2 separate regions of the Homo sapiens genome follow, and region 1 is linked to region 2. The links are chromatin contacts, found by Hi-C or POLR2A ChIA-PET in ENCODE. All regions are on one chromosome and are shown on one strand. Each heading gives the region's core, a stretch centred on a gene start or an enhancer-like site at or near the end of the contact. The rest is flanking DNA. Distances are from core to core; before and after follow the strand shown.

Region 1 (5,362 bases), core at 1,266-3,765, 4.6 Mb before region 2:
AGGAAGTGAGTTGACAGGCTGCTTCCAGCATGGGGACAGGAACGGGCTGGGCTGCAGCGGATCAAGCTCAGTGCCAGGGTTCGGGCCTGTGGAGTTTAGGATACAAAGCAAAAACTGCAAAGGGCTTCAGAGAACTCAGGAGACGAGACTGTGCATACCCCAGACGGCCTGCAGGTTGAGTCATTCTTTCCCTCCCATCCGAGCTTGCTGGATCCTCCACTGATTAGATTAGAACAGCGGCTTCTTGGCATGGCCCTCGCTAGGGTTCATGGGGGCTGGTCTGTCCCCACCCTACAGGAGCCAACAGGGAAAGAGCAAGCCCTTGCCTGCTCCTGGGGTCCTACACCCTGAAGCCTCCTTTCTCTGCCCATACAATCTTTGCTGAGATACTAAAACATTTAGGAGTACAGTGAAATTATCTCCCTCTGACTTGTCTTCAAATAACCTGGGTGGGGTGTAAACGGCTATAAGCTAACAATTGTTGAGGCTGGGTAGTGGGGGCACAGGGCTCTTTAAACTGTTGGCTGAGTCCCATCCCAGATCTGGGTTCCCACAAGCCCCTCCCCCTGCCACCTCCTTGCCCAGTATGTGGAGTCGTTCAAGATAAGGGCCCCTGCCGTGCAGCAGGACATGCATAGCTCGGTCTGGCTGCTGTTTCATAACAAAGAGCAAAAATTTAAAAAGAAAGAAAAGAAGGAAGGAAATGGAAGAGCCCCAAAACCAAAACTCATGCTTTCTGCTGCTGGAAGGTGGCCCGCTGCTGGGTTTTGCAGCGCTGCCCCCACCGTGTCCTCTCTCAGTTCCTGCTGCTGCCCGCGGGGTTAGGATGGAGCAGAGGGAGGAGCTCCTCTGACAAGATCCAGGCTCCCTGGCTTCTCAGGAATGCCCACAATGGTTGGTCCAGAACCATTCCTGTTCAGAACACACAGCCTGGCCCTTTCCCTGGGATCCCACCCATCCTGGCCAGGGACCCCACAGACAGAGTTTTACAGGAACTAGGTCTTACAGCAAGATACTCTTTGAGGGTGGGGATGGCTGGGAAAAAAAGATTCCATTTACTATCAAAGTTGCCTCCTTGTCCTAATCCTAGAAAGCCGAACCACGACTCGAGTTCTATTGTTGCGTCTTATTTTACCATATGTGAATATGACAGCCCTCTGATAGGGAGGTGGTGTGTACGGTGATAAGAGATCTAAAAATACACGAGGAAGCACAAGTATGACCCCCAGGGCCTCCGAAACAAATGGCTAAAAAGACAGCCAGGCTCTCCCAGCCACATTAATGCCAGCCCCACAGCCTGCTGTGGAGCCCAAGTCTATGGGGGCACCTCCCTGGGAGCCCCATCTGCCAGGCACCCAGCCCACAGGCCAGCTGGGGAGATAGGCACCAAAGTGACCCTTCTCCCCCTGCAGGGTCTTTTCTGGGCTGCATGGACCCATGCGTGACATCTCGGGAGCCAGGCTGGAGAGGCCTGCAGAAGACTGCGTGAAGAAGTCACCATCCCCATCCCGAGCCACAGATAAAAGCACATGTTAGGAGGTGCTTTGCAAAGGGACCCCACGGCATGCAGAGGGCCCTGAGGGGCTCTAGTTCTAGACAGAACCACACAGCAGAAACGGCTTCTACCGGGGCAGGGCACACAGGGCAGTGAGGTAAACAGTCTAACCCATGCCTGTTCTTCCAGGGCTCCCCATGGGCCTCCCGCTCAGAGCCCCAGAGATTCCCAGCTATAAGAAGACAGTCACCCAAAGATAATGGCCGTCCCTTCTTCCGGGTCAGGGAACTCAGGGACAGCCCGGCTCAGGCTGGGGGCTCAGGCCAAGGAGAACCAGAGAGAGAAGAAGTTATTGACCAGGACACAAGGAGAAACCCCAGCGGAGCGCAGAGTGGAGAGCCCTCCCGCACGCCCTCCTGGCCTAGCCCACATGTGCTTCCATCCTCGCATGGCCTCAGCCTGCGCTGGAGGTGTTGTAGGCAGTGGGAGTACTGCCTAAGGGTGGGGACAGCCCAACACCCTGAACCCCAATTCCAGTGACGTCTGGGGCTCTAGCAGCTCTAATGGCATTTGTATCCTTCTTGTGGCTCCTACCAGAAGATCATCATGTGGTCTCCTCAAAGAACAGAAACACAACCAACACTGGTGGGGCAGGGGCCCTGACTGCTGGCAAAGGGACAGCAGGTGCTGCGGGAGGCTCGCTGGGCAGCTTGCTTCAAAAGCCCCACACTCCTTCAGGGGATCCTGGCACTGCTCATACATTTCCTGAGCATTGAAGCTTTTCTGGGATTCCAGCCTAGTGTAGAATTACAGATCCCAGGGCCTCTCACCCTACAGTCACAGGAAATGTTCTTACTCTGCTTTTAAACTCTGTGGTGATACCCTAGGGGTCCAGAATTCTACACAGAAGCTGGAAGGGGTTTATGAGCCACAACTTTAGGGCAGGCAGTTCCTGAGAAATACTCTGACGTCACTCCTTCCACCCAGGCTGAGAAGGCCCTGCAGCCTGGAAAGCACCGCATGTGAACCAGAGGCGGCTCCCACCTCCCCCCGCAGAGCCCAGGGGAGACCCAGGGCATACAGCTCATGTGCAGATTCGTGGCTGCCATGCCCGCCGTTTGCCAGGAGCCTGTTAGCGCATATTAGGGACACCCAGTGGGCCAATGGACAGAGGACTGGACCATGAACAGCAGCTCTCCTCAGATGTCAGATGGAAATGACGCCCCACGGGGCTGTTCAGGGAGAGAAGCCGTTTGCCAGCTGTAAAGCACTCTGCAAACAGGAGGAAGTTCTCCTATTAATTACACACATTCATTTTCGCCTCCAGGTTTTAGCGTCAAGCAGAGAAGTGAAAAAGCAGCAGCATTATTTTTCTAGGCCCCATGATACATCACCAGTCTAGTTTATAACCTTTTTGGAAAAGTGTTAAGGATGTAATTCAAGTTCACTCACGTGAATGTGACAGGAATATGATGCAGCCGAAGCCTGAAGTGGCCACAAAGGCCAGTTTGTTCACAGACAAGCAGGGGCCTCGGTCCTTGTGCGATTCTTCCCCTGAGCTAAGAAGGAATCAAGCTCCTGGAGGGGCCGTGGTGTACCCAGGCTGTGACACGGGATCCCTTTCCTGAGCCACTTTGCTATAGGAAGTAGCCACAGCCACCAACTTTTGTTTTCTCTGCAAACCCCCCAACCCTCAGATGCAGTGGCCTCTAAAGTTTGCTATTCACAGCAACCAAGTGGGCCGGGTGATGTTCTCCTGCACAGACGTGGACAAGAACGGACGGCACAAGGCTAGCACCTCCGCAACGCAAGGGAGGCTCACCTCGGTTCCGTGTACCCACCACCCCATGTCCCCCAGAGGCGATGTGCACTGTATCTCAGTTCCAAAAGAAATGCTCATGTGGGCAATCTCACGAAGTCCCCCAGGAACCACAAAGAGCCTTCCCTACGGCCATGACTGTGAGAACGATCGTTACCAGGCACAGGGCACTCTGGGGTGGCAGCTGGCAGTGGCGGAAGTGTTGACTTAGAGGGCATTTTGGAAATGTTGGGGGGACTGGGATGTCAAAAAGATTGGGAAGAAGCTAAGGGTATTGGGGCGGGGGGGCAGGGCCAGGTCGGCCAACCATCCCGCATTCAGACACGCCTGCGATGGGAAGAACTTTTCCCTTGACTGCTCAGGAAGATAGAAAAACCACTGTTTTGGCCGGGTGCGGTGGCTCACGCCTGTAATCCCAGCACTTTGGGAGGCCGAGGCAGGCGGATCATCTGAGGTCAGGAGTTCAAGACCAGTCTGACCAACATAGTGAAATCCCATCTCTACTAAAAATACAAAATTAGCCGGGCATGGTGGCGCATGCCTATAATCCCAGCTACTCAGGAGGCTGAGGCAGGAGAATCACTTGAACCCGGGAGGCGGAGGTTGTAGTGAGCCGAGATCTCACCATTGCACTCCAGCCTGGGCGACAGAGCGAAATTCCATCTCAAAAAAAAAGAAAAAAAAAAAAAAGAAAAGAAAAACCACTATTTTTAATTTTTGGATTTACAAACTGATTGCAACTTACATATAAACTCAAAATATGTTTTACACAGTTCAAATATACATGAACTATTCCAGGAATGCAATCGACATGGAAATTGAAGGAAGATGATGATACTTGGCTTTGTTCAGAACTTTCCTGAGAGTTAGTCAACTTTGTAGAATGTCACGTCATAGACAGCAACATGAGGGGTGGTGTGTGGGTCTCAGTGCAACACACCTGTGTCAGCCTCCCTGTGACGCCAGGCACAGGTGTGTGCAGGTCTCATCACTGCATTCAACTGCTGGTGTACTTGGTCTTGAGTATTTCTATATCAAAATTCTTATTATGTTACTATAAACTACCTGTATTTTATTTTTTAAGGAAATGTTATATTGACTCGAAATTATGTGCGCTGGTTGACTTTCTCACCTATGCATTTCATTTCAGGCTAGTAAGGAAGTTAAGGAACTTGTAAAAAGACAGGGTTGAGAACCACAGCTTCAGAACTCCAGTGTGGATCTCTCGTCTCTCCATCACACTGTATGAACCAGCCCCGGCACAATTCAGAGCACAGGTCTGGGTGCCTGGTGCTCAGGCCATCATGAAGATTTGGATGGCATAAAGTTAGAGATCAAAGCCTAACTGATTACTTAAAACACTATGTTTCCATCAAAATTAACTCAGACAAATTATGGAGTAGACTGAAATTACCATGAAAGTTTACGGTAAGACGGCCACCTTCAAAGAAGGCTTTAGCTTACAAGGCTGCTCCTGGCCGGGCCCACAGGCCCCAGGAGCCAGCACACTGTCCTCTGCACTCGGGGGACCTGGCAGACAAGTCCAAGAAATGCTGGGTGCCGACTGCTTCTCTCAGCTATGGCTGCACTGTTCTCAGTAAAGGTCTGAGTTTATGCAGGTGCAGACTGTCAAGAAAGGAGTCTGAAGACCCAGCCACAGCCTCCAGCTTGGGCTCTGTCACCTACAGTTATGTGAGCCTGGATAAGTTACTCGGTTTTTGAACCCCAGCCCTCATTAAAGAAGTAGGAGGGGACGTAATCTTTAAGAGCTTCCTTCCCCTCTGAAATTCTTTGGGTTCATGCCAGAGGTGAATTATTTGTACACTGAGATTGTCCACAGACTGTGTCTGTTTTGCTACTGGAAATCTCCAGGCTTTGCTTTTCAGAATAATAAGCTTCTTTAAAGTCCTTCGCATCCTAAAATAGCAAACGTATTAATCGGGAACAAAATGATTGATGTTACTTTATTGATGACTCACACATTGACCTATTCAAACCTCACAACACAATCTTGGGCTTAGCAGCTACTCCCACTGGCGCTAAGAAAT
Region 2 (5,175 bases), core at 1,436-3,935:
GGTCTCTAGACCGAACATCCTATGAAGGAGGGACTTTGAGGGTGGCTGTTGTTCAGTTCCCAATTAATATTCACTGAATAAATGAATGAGCTGCCGGGAATCTCTAAGCTGTCATTCTGACCCTCAAGGAATATAGTCAGGACATACGGCTATAACGCTCACTGGACTTGGCTTAAAAGTAGAGTCATCTTGGGTCTCATTCAGGAAGGATCATGACTCAAATACTGCAAAGCCCTTAGCTGGTTCCATACATAGCTGGGGAACCTCCAGTGGTTGGAGAAACAAAGGCCAGTAGCCTTTGTGTGAAGCTCACCCTCCAGCCCAGCGCCCCAGGCTGCAGGGCACAGAGCCACAGCATGGCTCCAATGACATCCCTCTTCTGTCACAAGTTTTATGAAACAGGCAAACAGTGTTATCTCATCTGAGCCTTTGTTTCCTTGAATTTAAAAATGGGAATAGTGATCATAGCAACAATAGTAGTAAACCCTTCCCCAGGATTAAAGAACACGGATGAAGTGCCTAGCTCCTGACAGGGGCTCAACAAAAGGCAACCAGGCCAGAAAGGGATGACAAGATAGGCCCCAGGTGGGAGTTGTGGGGCCTCCCGCTGGTCCCTCCCGTGTCCTCAAGGCTCTCTCTTGTCACCTGGTTGGGACCCCAGGCATCCACCCTCGCCCTCACCCCGCCTCTGTCTTCCTCAGTTATCCAAAGCAGCAGTGACGTATGCCCAGTGAGCAGGCACAGGACAACCCCTGACCCTTAAGGAATATAGTCGGGACATACGGCTGTAATGCTGTTACAGTTCTCAGTTCTCAGAGGATCCCAAGGCAGACAGGGTCTAGGGTCCCTACTTGGTGCCTCTGTCCTCCATGACCCTCGCGCCTGGGCCCCGATCGGGCAGTCAGGATTTCCAGGCACTTGTCCTCCTCTCCAAGGCCCCTTTGGATGGCCTTGCTGTCAATCCCAGGACACCTGAGTTTTTTGTGTCCCAAAGTCTCAGCCCTTTCTCCTTCCCCTGTGCCTGGTGTCCCCAGCTCTTGGCCAGTCATGGGCCGGGGCCTCTGCCCGGTGACCCCATGTTGGTGTCAGCGAGCTGACTGGCCTCTGTGCGTCCTCGCCATTTTAAAACAGTCATCCATGGAGTCACGTGTCAGACATGAGCTGCATGTTTACATAAACCATCTCTTTTAGTCCTCAAAATCTCCACAGGAGAGAAGTACTGCTGGCCTCCCACTGTTTCTGAGGAGGAAACAGAAGCTTGAGAGAAGAAACTGCTTCCCCGAGGGAACTAGGACATTACACCACCCTGAAGACCCGAGGAAGAGCCTTCTCTGGAAATGTGGCTGCTGGAACTTGTCTCGGGACATCTCGGGAAGCATCGGCAGCCTCACGTGGACGTCAAAAGGCAAGGCCTTTATGACCCAGGAGTGAAAATCCCAGGAAGAGGAGAAAGATGAACAGACAACAGGGCCAGTGAAACATGAAGATCAGCCAGGCAAGGCAGGCTTGCAACAAAATGAGAACCTTGGCGGGGCTGGTGGCTCATGCCTGTAATCCCAGCACTTTGGGAGGCTGAGGCGGGCAGATCACAAGGTCAGAAGTTTGAGACCAGCCTGGCCAACATGATGAAACTCCGTCTCTACTAAAAATACAAAAAATTAGTCGGGGGTGGTGGTGCATGGCTGTAATCCCAGCTACTTGGAAGGCTGAGGCAGGAGAATCGCTTGAATCCAGGAGGCAGAGTTTGCAGTGAGCCGAGATCTTGCCATTGCACTCCAGCATGGGGGCTAGAGCGAGACACTGTCTCAAGAAAAAAAAAATGAGGAGCTCAATTCAATGCTGAAATGAGGATCCACTTTGGAGGGAGCTACAGCAGAACTGAGTCCAGAAAAGAGAACCCGTCTCGAATGCAGAGGAAGTTGACCAAGGCATGAAAAGCAAGTCAATAGATAACGGCGGATCCTGTGGAGGACAAATTTAAGATTGATGACTACAGCAAGGGTGAGATAAATCATAATTTTAAGTGAAACCTGTAGCACTTTCTATCTTCTTAATGGTGGCAGAAGAGTTAATTCATTCAATAAGTATTTATCAAGCACTCACTACATGCTAGGAATAGTTCTAGTATAGATGATAAATAAGTCAATATAAAAATGTATATTTTCAAATACCTCAGGGCTGGGCATGGTGGCTCACACCTGTAATCCCAGCACTTTGGGAGGCTGAGGCGGGCAGATCACAAGGTCAAGAGGTCGAGACCATCCTGGGCAACATGGTGAAACCCTGTCTCTACTAAAAACACAAAAATTAGCTGGGTGTGGTGGCATGTGCCTGTAGTCCCAGCTACTCGGGAGGCTGAGGCAGGAGAATCACTTCAACCCGGGAGGCAGGGGTTGCAGTGAGCTGAGCCGAGATTGTGCCACTGCACTCCAGCCTGGTGACAGAGTGAGACTCCGTCTCAAAAAAATAAATAAATAAATAAATATAATATAAAATCAGGTAGTCACAAGTGCCACAAAGAAAAGAAAGGAGGGTAAGGGGTTAAAGAGCAACAGGTGAAGGGTGGGGTGACTATTTTTCTGGGGTGATCAAGTGAGGCCTCTCAGAAAGACTTTCTTCTATTTGGCAAACCCGAAGTGGCCTCTTGCAAATCTGACAGACACAATTAGACCCGGAAGCTGATCTCGAAGGGCAAAGTCAAGATGAGAAGCGAAACCATCCTGCAATAAGCAAGAAATCATGCCTCCCCAGTGCACAGACATTGTTAAAATACTGATTGATTTTTGTGCTTTTTCTGGTCAGGGTTAGAGAAAGAGATGTTGAGCCCAAGGATGTCTGACAGGAACATAAGTCATTAGGAATGTCTGGGACAGGGCTGGAGCAGGTCCCAGAAACACGACACAGGCTAAGGAGAAGGAAGACCCAGAGACTGTGTTGTCAGACCGTGGCTCATGGGCATTTGGTGCAGTGAAACTCGATATTCAATTTGAAATTTTCACTTTTCTGCTTTGAAATTCCCCTGGGATAGTTTAAACCTTTGTAAGTTAGGACACTTTTAGCTGTTAGAAAACCCTAACTCAACTAACTTGAGCAAAAAGAAATTAATTAACTCACAAAACAGAAAATCTAGAGGAGGGCAGATCCCAGGTTGCTTCATTCTGTTCAGCAAATTCAAGGGCATCATCCAGGACCCAGGTTCACTTCTCCTTTCCGTGTGTTGGCCTCACTCGCCAGCTACCTCTCCTCATGGTTACAAGGCAGCAGCAGAGACCCAGCTATCACATCCTATGGCAGCTTCCAAAGGTAGGAAAGAGGCTATCTTGGCTGGGTGCGGTGGCTCACACCTGTAATCCCAGCACTTTGGGAGGCCAAGGCGAGCAGATTACCTGAGGTCAGGAGTTCGAGACCAGCCTGACCAACATAGTGAAGTCCCATCTCTTCTAAAAATACAAAAATTAGCCCGGCATGGTGGCAGGTGCCTGTAATCCCAGCTACTTGGGAGGCTGAGGCAGGAGAATCACTTGAACCCAGGAGGCGGAGGTTGTGGTGAGCCGAGATCATGCCATTGCCCTCCACCCTGGGCAACAAGAGCGAAACTCTGTCTCAAAAAGGAAAGAAAGAAAGAAAGAAAGAAAGAAAGAAAGAAAGAAAGAAAGAAAGAAAGAAAGAAAGAAAGAAAGAGGCTATCTTATCCCTATGTCTGTTTTTAAGACAAACAGACCTTTACTAGAAGCCCACAAAGCCCTTCTCTTCACATCTCATTGGTTACACTTGCATCCCATTCCCCAGTCTAAACTTATCGGCTACATGGTGCATGTTGATGTTAGTTCTAGACCGCTTTGGGTAACAAAGACAGGAAACAGGCCCATGATCTGGGGCAAGGTGAACCAGAAGGCTCTGGAACATGGAGAAACAAGGACAAAATGGCTAGTGGGGATGGGGAGAAAATAAAGACAGTCATTTGGAGGTAGAGATGACAAATGGCATGGATACTCTTTCCAGAATTCTCTGACAGACTGGGGAAGGGATTAGGGATCTTGCAGCCACACAAGAGGGAGGGGCTGCTCAGTCACAAAGGCATGTGTACCCCAGGGGGCTAGAAAACGGGGGGAGGCTTGGCTTTCTCAGGGGATTAGAAGAAAGATGCCAGAAGAGCTGGAATAAAAACTTACTCAAAGACCTAACAGAAGAAAGGTCTTTTGTGTCAAAGAACAGAGTTTGCAAAGTGAACAAGCCGAACACATTGCAGGTACTATCAATGAAAGGAAAATGACAACACTGGAAAAGAATTCCCACCGGCTTCAAAGTAGAAAAAAAGAAAAAAATGGGTCGCCTCTATAGGAACCAGCACAAGTTTGGCCTTGGATTTTGTACTCGGAACTATTCATAACGCTACATTCTTTTTTTTTTTTTTCTTTGAGACAGTCTTGCTCTGTCACCCAGCTGGAGTGCAGTGGTGAGACCTCAGCTCGCTGCAGCCTCTGCCTCTCAGGTTCAAGCGATCCTCCCACCTCAGCCTCCGGAGTAGCTGTGACTACGGGCATGCACCACCACACCCGACTAAGTTTTGCATTTTTAGTAGAGACGGGGTTTCACCATGTTGCCCAGGCTAGTCCCAAACTCCTGACCTCAGGTGATCCACCTGCCTCAGCCTCCCAAAGTGCTGGGATTACAGGAGTGAGCCACTGCACCCAGCCTGTAACACTACATTCTTGAAGGTAGTGCTGTACCTTTTACAGGATTTTGAGCGAACAGTTGGTTCCAAGAATTTTATATCTATCAAATTACTCTTGAATGTGTAGACAACTAAAGATGTTTTGAGATATTCAGAGGCTTGGAAAATAGATCTGTCCATATTCTGCAGTAGACAGAAAAACCAATTCAAAATGCAGGCTTCTAGAAGGTGAGTGTCAGAGCATAAAGGAACCCCTCCACCAGCACGGACCCCCTTGGGGCCCATTGTCCTTGGCATGGCTGTGGAGCCCACACAGGGCAGCCCTGGCCGTGCTAGGCTTCTATGCCCTGAACCTTTTCTGTGCCCCTTGTTGTGCAACTTCAGGAAGTGTGTTAGAGCCACATCCTTTGCCCGGCGGCTCAGACGGAATCTTTACTTCACTCAGTGACCACTCAGAACAATAACAGCTGCCACTCGCTTCCTGAGCTTAATAACAATGG

Evidence for each region. A loop is a pair of places that touch in the nucleus more often than their neighbours do. ChIA-PET counts read pairs that join two places held with the same protein, here RNA polymerase II (POLR2A). Pooled maps may share reads with other maps.
Region 1: a map with no recorded cell type shows a loop between it and region 2 (13-fold over the local background). The contact joins two enhancer-like sites. A Hi-C loop is called at or near these places in 1 of 168 maps with a recorded cell type or tissue (CD8-positive, alpha-beta T cell), 2 of 37 single-sample maps with no recorded cell type and 9 of 50 pooled maps. POLR2A ChIA-PET finds 5 or more read pairs at or near these places in 2 of 52 experiments (GM12878 and activated T-cell).

Annotation. Positions count from the first base shown.
Region 1 is chr2:237,697,989-237,703,350 of GRCh38, reverse strand. The region is part of intron 1 of LRRFIP1 (LRR binding FLII interacting protein 1); the gene reads right to left. Among named protein-coding and RNA genes, the nearest start is that of LRRFIP1, 73 kb to the right of the region's middle. RefSeq lists enhancers at 1-539, 2,842-2,891, 2,902-2,951 and a silencer at 4,945-4,994. Within about 2 kb of position 2,515, at least 31 of the 41 ENCODE cell types and tissues checked have a DNase peak (open chromatin) inside an H3K27ac peak, as active enhancers do; they include CD8-positive, alpha-beta T cell and GM12878, where a contact is called at or near this core.
Region 2 is chr2:233,084,626-233,089,800 of GRCh38, reverse strand. All of the region lies in intron 2 of INPP5D (inositol polyphosphate-5-phosphatase D), which reads right to left. Among named protein-coding and RNA genes, the nearest start is that of INPP5D, 27 kb to the right of the region's middle. RefSeq lists enhancers at 511-1,010, 4,928-4,977 and a silencer at 4,968-5,175. Within about 2 kb of position 2,685, at least 11 of the 41 ENCODE cell types and tissues checked have a DNase peak (open chromatin) inside an H3K27ac peak, as active enhancers do; they include CD8-positive, alpha-beta T cell and GM12878, where a contact is called at or near this core.